Linked DNA regions of Mus musculus: region 2 is linked to region 1. The links are chromatin loops, found by intact Hi-C in ENCODE. Cell type or tissue: heart. All regions are shown on one strand.

What was found. Hi-C counts contacts between places; a loop is a spot of excess contacts. Peaks named below come from ENCODE experiments on the same cell type or tissue, not always from the same donor. Only the 100,000 strongest peaks of a DNase experiment are listed, where the experiment ranks them.
Region 2: it touches region 1 in a loop (2.6-fold over the local background); 6 of 42 quality-filtered maps call a loop at or near these places.

What each region holds. Positions count from the first base shown.
Region 1 is chr6:42,922,806-42,927,805 of GRCm38, reverse strand. Olfr446 (olfactory receptor 446) reads right to left here and starts at 573. Exons shown (of 1, transcript NM_146295.1): 1 at 1-573. The coding sequence starts at 573. In heart, no CTCF peak of the experiment used is centred here; no DNase peak of the experiment used is centred here.
Region 2 is chr6:42,992,269-42,997,268 of GRCm38, reverse strand. No RefSeq gene overlaps it. Among named protein-coding and RNA genes, the nearest start is that of Olfr444, 39 kb to the right of the region's middle. In heart, no CTCF peak of the experiment used is centred here; no DNase peak of the experiment used is centred here.

The DNA of each region.
Region 1 (5,000 bases):
GAGTCTTGTGTCTGCACAGGCTAATCTGAATACTGACATGATTTGACAGAAAAAATGGTTGACTTTTTGTGGCCCACAGAATGGGAGTCTTAGAATGAGCGTGATATGGAGTGAGGCCAAGAGGAAGCTAAACACCCAGCAAGTAGCAGCCAGGATGGAGCATACTCTCCAGCTCATGATCAGTGTGTATTTCAAAGGATGACAGATAGCTACAAAGCGATCATATGACATCACTACCAGAATCAAACACTCTGTCACTGCAAAAGCCAGATACAAAAATGTCTGAAGTATGCATGAAGCAAAGGAGATGCTTTTTTGGTGCATCACCATATTTGTCAGCATCTTAGGGGCAGTGCTGGAGGCGTAGGACATGTCAACTATGGCCAGATGTGAGAGGAAGAAGTACATGGGAGTGTGCAGCCTAGCATCCAGGCAGATGAGCCCCAGGATAATCCCATTTCCCATCAACGTGAGGCAGTAGAACAGCAAAAACAGCCCAAACAGGAGCATCTCCAGAGAGGGGTCAACCTGGAATCCCAGTAGAATGACCTCAGTGATCCATGTCTGGTTCATCCTCACCTTCTTATGACAGATGAATCCTATAATGTAGTCAGACAGGAAATTCCAGAGCTGAAAGAGCGAGAAGGAAGACAAAAGAAAGGGATTTTTCATTTTTGATTTTGAATTATGTCAGATGTGAAAATCAGTAATTCATAGTTCTAGTTCAATCTCTTATGTTGACTTGCAAATTTGGTTTCTAGGGATATTTCAAAATGGTAGCTTTTGAGCATTATAAAATATTTATCTTGTTTCACAGAAAAACCATGATACCGTCTTTCTTTATAGATTTTATAATAATAACAATATTTTCATAATAATTTAAGGATTGGCTCTAACTAAGGGAAGAGAAGGAGACACGTCTATTTCAATTGCTACCAACACTGGTCTCTGTTCATCACAGAAATGAAAGCTTTGGGAGCGCTTCCCAGGCTTTCTCACGGTACTTATACTACTAAATACAGTGTTGTAGGAAGAAAGAGAATTAGTGATCAAGATAATCTCTGACTTTTCTTGGCTTCAGAAACATGGGTATTAGATAAAGAACAAGCACTCGGTTGAAGAGGAATTTCGAGTAAGACAGCCCCTCCTAACATCAAATGTGGATTTGAAAGTGAGTGGGATCTGACCCCTAGAGCTCAGCTTTCAGAGTCCAGATGATTGTTGAGAACAGGGGATTATGTGGTTACCTGAAGCCAGGGGCTGGTGTTGACCACAGGAGGAGATGTGGACTACATATTGAGAAATGGTGAAAAAACAATGAAGAGATTTCCTCAAAAAAACCTATCTGTAAAATGAATGTCTTTAAATTGCAAATAAAGTGACTTCTGTGTACTAAATGATCACTATAATACATGTCCAGTTGACAATTCATGTGGAAGAACACTAAATTGGCCTCTACCTAACACCACACAAACACAAATTTCTGGTAAATAAAACAAACCCTCACAAACTTGTCTAAGTGATATATTTTTAAGATGCTAGAATAGCAAACATTTATTTTACACAATTCAAATAGAAAATATCTTATCCCTATAATGTTTCAAATGGTGACAGAATTCTCATTTTGCACTTTGAAAATCCTAAGAATAATATTTTAATTTAATTTGTCAGTATATATTTTTCAAAGATTACTTTAAAGAAAACTAAAAATGCTTCTTATCTGGGCTAGTGCCCTGAGCAGATCTTGGGCACGAACTCCTCACCCAGTCCCACAACACTTAGAGGAAACTCTAGTCCCAAGAGGAAACTCTAGTCCCAAGTGCTCTAACACACACCCAGGATCATAGGGTCAGAGGTGATCAGGACACAACATCTGCCCCAACACTGGAAGTAACTGGGACCAGTGGGACTCAGGCACCCAGGAGCTCCACCCAACCAGTGGCATAGGTTCCTTCTGATTTCAACTGGTGCCCTGAGCCAACCTTGGGCGCAAACTCAACATCCAGTCCCACAACACCCAGAGGAAGCCCCACTCCCAGGCACTCTAACAGGCCCAGGATTATAGGATCAGAGGTGCCCTCAGCAGACTTTGGGTACCAACTTCACAGCCAGTCCCACAACATCCAGAGAAAGCTCCACTCCCAAGTGCTCTACCACGCACGCCCAGGTCCACAGGATCCCAGGAGCTTAGTCACACCAGGATCTCAGGGTCCCAGAGGCAGCTTGACTCCCAGGAGCTTGGATACACCTAGAATCTCAAGATCACAGGATTACAGAATCACACAATCACAGACAGTTTGACTCTGAGGAGTTCTGATACAACCTGTATCACATGAAAGACAGCCTCCAGTCAGATATAGTCAAGGCAGGTAGCACTAGAGAGAATCAGATTGCAGGAGGCAAGCATAAGACCATAAGCAAAAGAAACCAAGGCTCCTTAGCATCATCAGAACCCAATTCTCTCACCATAACAAGTCCTGGATACACCATCATACCAGAAAAAACAAGACTCAGATCTAAAATCACGTCTCATGATGGTGATAGAGGACTTTAAGAAGGACATAAATAACTCCCTTAAAGAAATACAGGAGAACCCAGGTAAAAAGCTAGAAGCCCTTAAAGAGGAAACAAAAATCCCTTAAAGAATTACAGGCAAACACAATCAAACAGGCAAAGGAAATGAACAAAACCATACAAGATAAAAAAAATGGAAATAGAAACAATGAAGCAATCACAAAGAGAGACAACCCTGGAGTTAGAAAACCTAGGAAAGAGAACAGGAGTCATAGATGCAAACATCACCGACAGAATACAAGAAATAGAAGAGAGAATCTCAGGTGCAGAAGATACCATAGAAAACATTGACACAACAGTTAAAAAAATGCAAAAAGCAAAAAGTTCGTAATCAAAAACATCCAGGAAATCCAGAGCATAATGAGAAGAGCAAACCTAGGAATAGTAGGTATAGAAGGAAGGAAAATTGCCAACGCAAATGCCAGTAAATATCTCCAACAAAATTATAGAAGAAAACTTTACTAACCTAAAGAAAGAGATGCCTATGAACATATAAGAAGCCCACAGAACTCCAAATAGACTGGGCCAGAAAAAAAAATTTCTCCCATCACATAATAATCAAAACACCAAATGCACTAAACAAAGAGAATATTAAAAGCAGTAAGTGGAAAAGGTCAAGTAACATATAAATGCAGAGCTATCAAAACTACACCAGACTTCTCACCAGAGACGATGAAAGCTAGAATATCCTAGGCAGATGTCATACAGACCCCAAGAGAACATAAATGCCAGCCCAGGCTACTATACCTAGCATCTATTACCATAGATGGCAAAAACAATATATACCATGTCAAAATCTTTCCATAAATCCAGCCCTACAAAGGATAATAGATTGAAAACACCAACACAAGGAGGGAAACTACACCCTAGAAAAAGCATGAAAGTAATCTTTTAACAAACCCAAAATAAGATAACCACATAAACATAATTCTACTCCTAATAACAAAAATAACAAGAAGCAACAATCACTATTCCTTAATATCTCTAACTATCAATGGACTCAATTCCCAAAAAAATATGTAGACTATCAGACTGGATATGTAAACAGGATCCAGCATTTTGCTGCATACAGGAAACCTACCTCAGTGACAAAGGCAGACACTACCTCAGAGTAAATGGTTGAAAAACAATTTTCCAAGCAAATGGTCCCAAGAAACAAACTGGAGTACCCATTCTAATATTGAATAAAATCAACTCTCAACCAAAAGTTATCAAGAAAAGTTAAGGAAGGACACTTCGTTCTGATCAAAGGAAAAATCTACCAAGATGAACTCTAAATTCTGGATTTCTATGCTCCAAATGCAAAGACACGCACATTCTTAAAAGAAACCTTACTAAAGCTAAAAGCACACATCATACCCCAAACAATAATAGTGGGAGACTTCAGCACCCCACTCTCAGCAATGGACAGATCATGGAAACAGAAACTAAACAGAGACACAGTGAAACACACAGAAGTTATGAAACAAATTGGTCCAACAGATATTTATAGAACATTTCATCCTAAAGCAAAAGGATATACCTTCTTCTCAGCACCTCATGGTATCTTCTCCAAAATTGACCATAAAATCGGTCATAAATCAGGCCTCAACAGATACAAAAAGATTGAAATAATCCCAGATCACCATGGACTAAGTCTTGTCTTAAATATCAACCAAAACAATGGTAAGCACACATACATATGAAAACTAAACAATGGTCTACTCAATGATAACTTGGTCAAGGAAGAAATAAAGAAATAAATTAGAGACCTTTTAAATTTTAATGAAAATGAAGACACATCATACTGAAACTTATGAGACACAATGAAAGCAGAGGTAGGAGGAAAACTTATAGCTCTAAGTGCCTCCAAAAAGAAACTGAAGAGAGCTTACAGGAGCATCTTGACAACACACCTGAAAGCTCTAGAACATAAAAAGCAAATACACCCAAGAGGAGTAGACATAGGAAATAATCAAATCAAATAGAAACAAAAGAACCAAACAATCAACAAAGCCAGGAGCTATTTCTTTGAGAAAATCAACAAAATAGATAACCCTTAGCCAGACTAACCAGAGTGTTCAGAGACAGTATCCAAATTAATATAATAAGAAATGAAAAGGGAGACATAACAATGAAGTATATCTAAAATAACTGTTCTGTTTCTTGAATATAAACAGCTGAAAATATTAAAATCATGGTCTACAGACATCATGGAAATATTATTGGTACTCTTTCTTACTGTGCTTAAAATTAGCATTTTCTTAATGTTTAACTTCAAAGAGTTTTTGCTATTTTGAAACTTTTAAAATACTCACTGATAAAGTAATTTCTCTCCTAGAAACACTGATTTTTTTAAAGTAAACTTATTATTAGACAATGTCCATAGATATATAACACATTTTAAATACTACCTCACTATGTCAGGTGATATAATATAAGGGCTT
Region 2 (5,000 bases), 69 kb before region 1:
AGTTGTTTATTAACTGTAGGAGTTCTCTGGTGGAATTTTTGGAATCATGTCAATATACTGTCATATCATCTGTAAATAGTGATAGTTTGAGTCCTTCCTTTCCAATTTGTATCCCTTTGAACTACTTTTGTTGTCTAATTGCTCTGTCTAGAACGTAAACGTACTACAATGGTTAGATGGGGAGAGAGGGGGCACCCTTGTTTAGTCCCTGACTTTAGTGGAATTGCTTCAAGTTTCTCTCCATTTAGTTTGATGTTGGCTACTAGTTTGCTGTATATTGCTTTTACTATGTTTAGGTATTAACCTTGAATTTCTGATCATTCCAAGTCTTTTAACATGAAGGGAGGTTGGATTTTGTCCACATCTAATGAGATCATCATGTGTTTTCTTTTTTTCTTTGAGTTTATTGATGAAGTGGATTACATTGGTGGATTCCTGTATACTGAACCATCCCTGCATCCCTGGGATGAAGCCTACTTATCATGGTGAATAATGACTTTGATGTGTTCTTGGATTTGGTTGTCAAGAATTTGAGTATTTTTGCATCAATATTCATAAAGGAATTTGGTGTGAAGTTCTGTTTCTTTGTTGGGTCTTCATGCGGTTTTGTACTCATCATAATTGTGGCTTCATAGAATGAATTGGGTAGTGTTCTGTCGATGATGCTTGCATCTATGACTCCTGATCTCTTTTCTAGGTTTTATATCTCCAGTGTTGTTTCCCTTTGTGATTTTTTTATTATTTCTTTTTCCATTTTTAGGTCCTGGATGGTTTTATTCAGTTCTTTCACCTGTTTGGTTGTGTTTTCCTAATTCTTTAAGGGATTTTCGTGTTACCTCTTTACGGTTTTCAACCATTTACATGTGTTCTTTTGTACTTCTCTAAGGAATTATTTATGTCCTTCTTAAAGTCCTCTATCATCTTCATGATATGTGATTTTAAATCAGTGTCTTGCTTTTCTGGTGTGTTGGGGTAACCAGGGCATGTTGTGGTGGGAGAACTGGGTTCTGATGATGCCAACTAGTCTTGGTTTCTCTTGCTTATGTTCTTTCCCTTGCCTTTCCCTACATTATCTCTAGTGTTGGCTGGTCTTGCTGTCTTTGACTGTCACTTGTCAGTCCAACAAGCTTGTATGTCAGTACTCCTAGGAGACCAGTTTTCTCCTGATGGTATTTGTGTATGTAGCTCTGTGGCACCGATCAGCTCTGAGAGCAGACAGAAACTGGAAGGCTCCTATCCCAGGCTACTCTTCATTTCCTGTGTCCTTAGGGTTCTGGTTGGGTTCCTTTGAGCAGTAGTGGTGGTCTTACCTGTGCTCACAGGCTTGTCTGCACTCCTTGGAGGGTAGCTTTCTCCTGGACCTATTTGGGTATGGAGACCTGTGGCAGAGGATTGGCTCCAGGCACAGTCAGAAACCGGAAGCCAGAACATATTTTTTAACTTTGGAAAATATCCTTACTTTGAGAAAATCTTCAATCTACAAACAAAAAAAAATTAGAACAATGGTGTGTCAACACCTGAAATATAAATAAATAAAGAGGTCGTCAATATCCAATGTGTGGCTCTTGTATCATGAGGGCCTGATAGACATATGTGTGACACCTTACCCAATATGTGTCTAATTTTCTGAACTAGAAATGCAAAATGTGAAGGCTTGTAATTAGCTCTGGTACAACATTGATGAGTCTTAAAGTAGAAGCAATAGTTTTATCATCAACCTTAGCAGATGAAACTCTTATACTGGTGAAGTCTGAAACTGGTAGTGATGAGGCTTTATAATTTTACTTGTCTGTCATCTTGATGTAGTATTGAAATTTAAATCACAGTCTCAATTATTTATATAAAGTTTAATGTTACATAAGTATGTCAAGAGTTAAAGTATGTTCCAGGACAGCCAGGGATACACAGAGAATCTTTCTCTCTCCCTAGAGAGAGAGAGAGAGAGAGAGAGAGAGATAGAGATATATAGATATATAGATATAGATAGATATAGATTAGATAGATAGAGATAGAGATAGATGATATAGAGATAGAGATAGAGAGATAGAGATAGAGATAGAGATAGAGATAGAGATAGAGATAGAGATAGAGATAGAGATAGATATGAAAAAATTCTGAATGACATAGTTAATGATATTCTATCTGAACATCCAGTTCTTGGAATCTCAAACTCTTTCAAATATATTCAATGCTAAACACTGTCCATGAGATAAATCTGAGAGAGAGACAGAGAGACAGAGACAGAGAGACAGAGAGAGAAAGAGAGAGGGAGGGAGGGAGAGGGAGAGAGAGAGAAGAACTAAGTTACATCAAGGGAATCACATTAGGCTAACAGTATTTTCATAATAAGACTCTAGCAGTGAGGTGATAATTGGATAATATAGTCAAATACTAGCAAAATAGCAACAAAAAGTTTTCTGACAGCTGAAACAAACACTGAAAATATTCAAATACAAAAGAAAGAGAAGCACTTTCTAAAACAAAAGTAAGGTAATTTAACCTGAAAATAGGTTTGCATTAAATTCACTAAATTTATACAACTATAGAAGAAAATATAAAAATTTTAGCAACACATAAAAGCACCAAGTCATAAACAAATAGGGCAATGGATGGAAAATATACAAAACAACCAGAGTCAAGTAGTAGGTTTCTATCGTCAATAACTGTGTATGTAGTATGGAATTAAACATGAATTAAAAATGTAGCAAGAGCTGGATGGAGATAAAAAAAAGAGTTAGGGAGTCGGTGAATACTTTACACAAATATAAAGGGGTAGTATTGCAATATTTATATAATTGAAATGGAATTTAAATCAAAAGCATCAAATGTGATAAATCAAGTAATTATATAAAAATTTGGCAATGTAACAAAGGAATATGCCTCTGTTTCCTGTCTGCTTTACTGGATAATGTTGAGTGACAAAGTAGATATGAGCTCTTAGATCAGAATGGGTTTTTACTCACCTTTACCAACTTCATTCCTGTTTGCTAAGAGAGCACTTGTTCAACCATCTCCTGAGGCAATTTGACTCTTATTGCAGCAGATGACACCAGAAATACATGACTCTTGAGGTGTAGCCAAGGCACTCAAACTCCAAGGCCCTAGCTGAAAGCAAAAATCTGGAGTTGCTTAGCACATCTGTATCTCTAACACAAATAAATAACTTATTTACCAGCTGGGTCTTCTATACCAAGGGACAAATGATTTTTTTTTGTTATCTGCATTACTGTGGGAGGAACATGTGTAGATTTCATGCAGTGATAAACTCTGAAATCCTCAGGCTCCATTCTGTTAATCAGAGTCTAATCTGTGCCTCACCCACTGATACTAGCCTTGTAGCAGGAACCCCAGAAAATCAGTTGGAAACTTTGTAGATCAGGATCTGTGGAGTAGATATCAGTGCAAATATGTGTTTCCATAACTAAGTACAATTTTCTGACTAGACCTGCAAGAGATAGAGGCTTGATCTCAAAAGCCAACAGTCAGGGAGGCTTGGGTTTGAGTCATCACTATATTATATCTGTAAGCTAAAATGAAGACAGAGAAGTAAAATTTAAGGTCACAGTTCACAAAAAATTTTTGTGACTCTGTTTTTGATACATATTTCTATTAAGACGTTTGCTTTTACATATAATTCTTTATATTCTAAAATTTCCATTTGAGAAAACAAGTGAATTGAAAGCCCAAGGCTATTTCAAGGCATTATTTAGACCACCTTGTTCCATCCATGTCCTAATCTTCATTGTATCACAATTTCTTCCTTCAGAAACCACCCCCAAATAGATGTAAACCTCACAGGCACAATCCTGGAGGATAAGACATGTCTGCTCATCATGGCAAGAGCACATTTGGTGAGCAGTGAGACCCACACACATCCTCTCTACCTATTTTCTATTCTTATATCTCACTCTCCTGTTTTATTTTTCAACTTGATACATGGTAGTGGCATGCATGAATAGAGAACTTCAACCATAAAATGCCTCTATTTGATTGACCTATAAACAAGAATGTGAGGGTTTTGTCTTGATTAATGATGGATGTGAGAAGGCCTAGTCCAACATCAGCAGTGCCACCTCTAATCTGGTGATCCTGGGTGATATAAGAAATCACGCAGAGGAATGGTTCAATATATGGAAATTCATCAATTTAATCCACTATATAAACAAACTCAAGAAACAATATCATATGGTCATCTCATTAGGTGCTGAAAAATCCATTGACAAAAACAACGTCTTTTCAAGTTAAATGTATAGGAGATATCAGAAAATCAAGGTCTATACATAAACGTACTAAAAGCAAAACGCAGCAAACCAATAGCCAATATCAAAATAAATGGAGAGAAACTTGAAGCAATTCCACTAAAATCAGGGATAAGATAAGGCTGCTGAGTCTCTACTTATCTATTCAGATTTGTACTAAAAGTTTGGTTAAAGCTAGACAACAAAAGAAGACAAGTGGATACAATTTGGAAAGGAAGAAGTCAAGGTACGCATATAATATGATAGTATACATCAGAGACCCCCCCCCCCCAATTTTACTGCAGATCTTCTACAGCTGACAGACAACTTCAGCAAAGTGTCTGGATATAAAATTAACTCAAACAAATGAGTTTGAGTTAGCCTTCCTTTATACAAATGATAAATGGGCTGAGAAAGAAAATATGGAAAAACACACTTCACAATAGTCACAAGTAGTATAACATATCTTAGTGTAACTCTAACCAAATAAAGGAAAGCTCTCTCTGATAAGAATTTCAAGTCTCTAAAGAAAGAAATACAATAAGACCTCAGAAGATGGAATGATTTCCCATGCTCATGTCCTGGTAGGTTTAACACAGTAAAAATGACCATTTTACCAAAAGTAGATTCAATGCAATCCCCATCAAAATTGCAAAATAATTATGCCTATGTTTCTAAATAAAACAATTTGTTGAATGTGATAAAACATGAATATTGGGCACTGGAGTATGCATATGTAACAGTTCTGCATTTCTTCTCCCA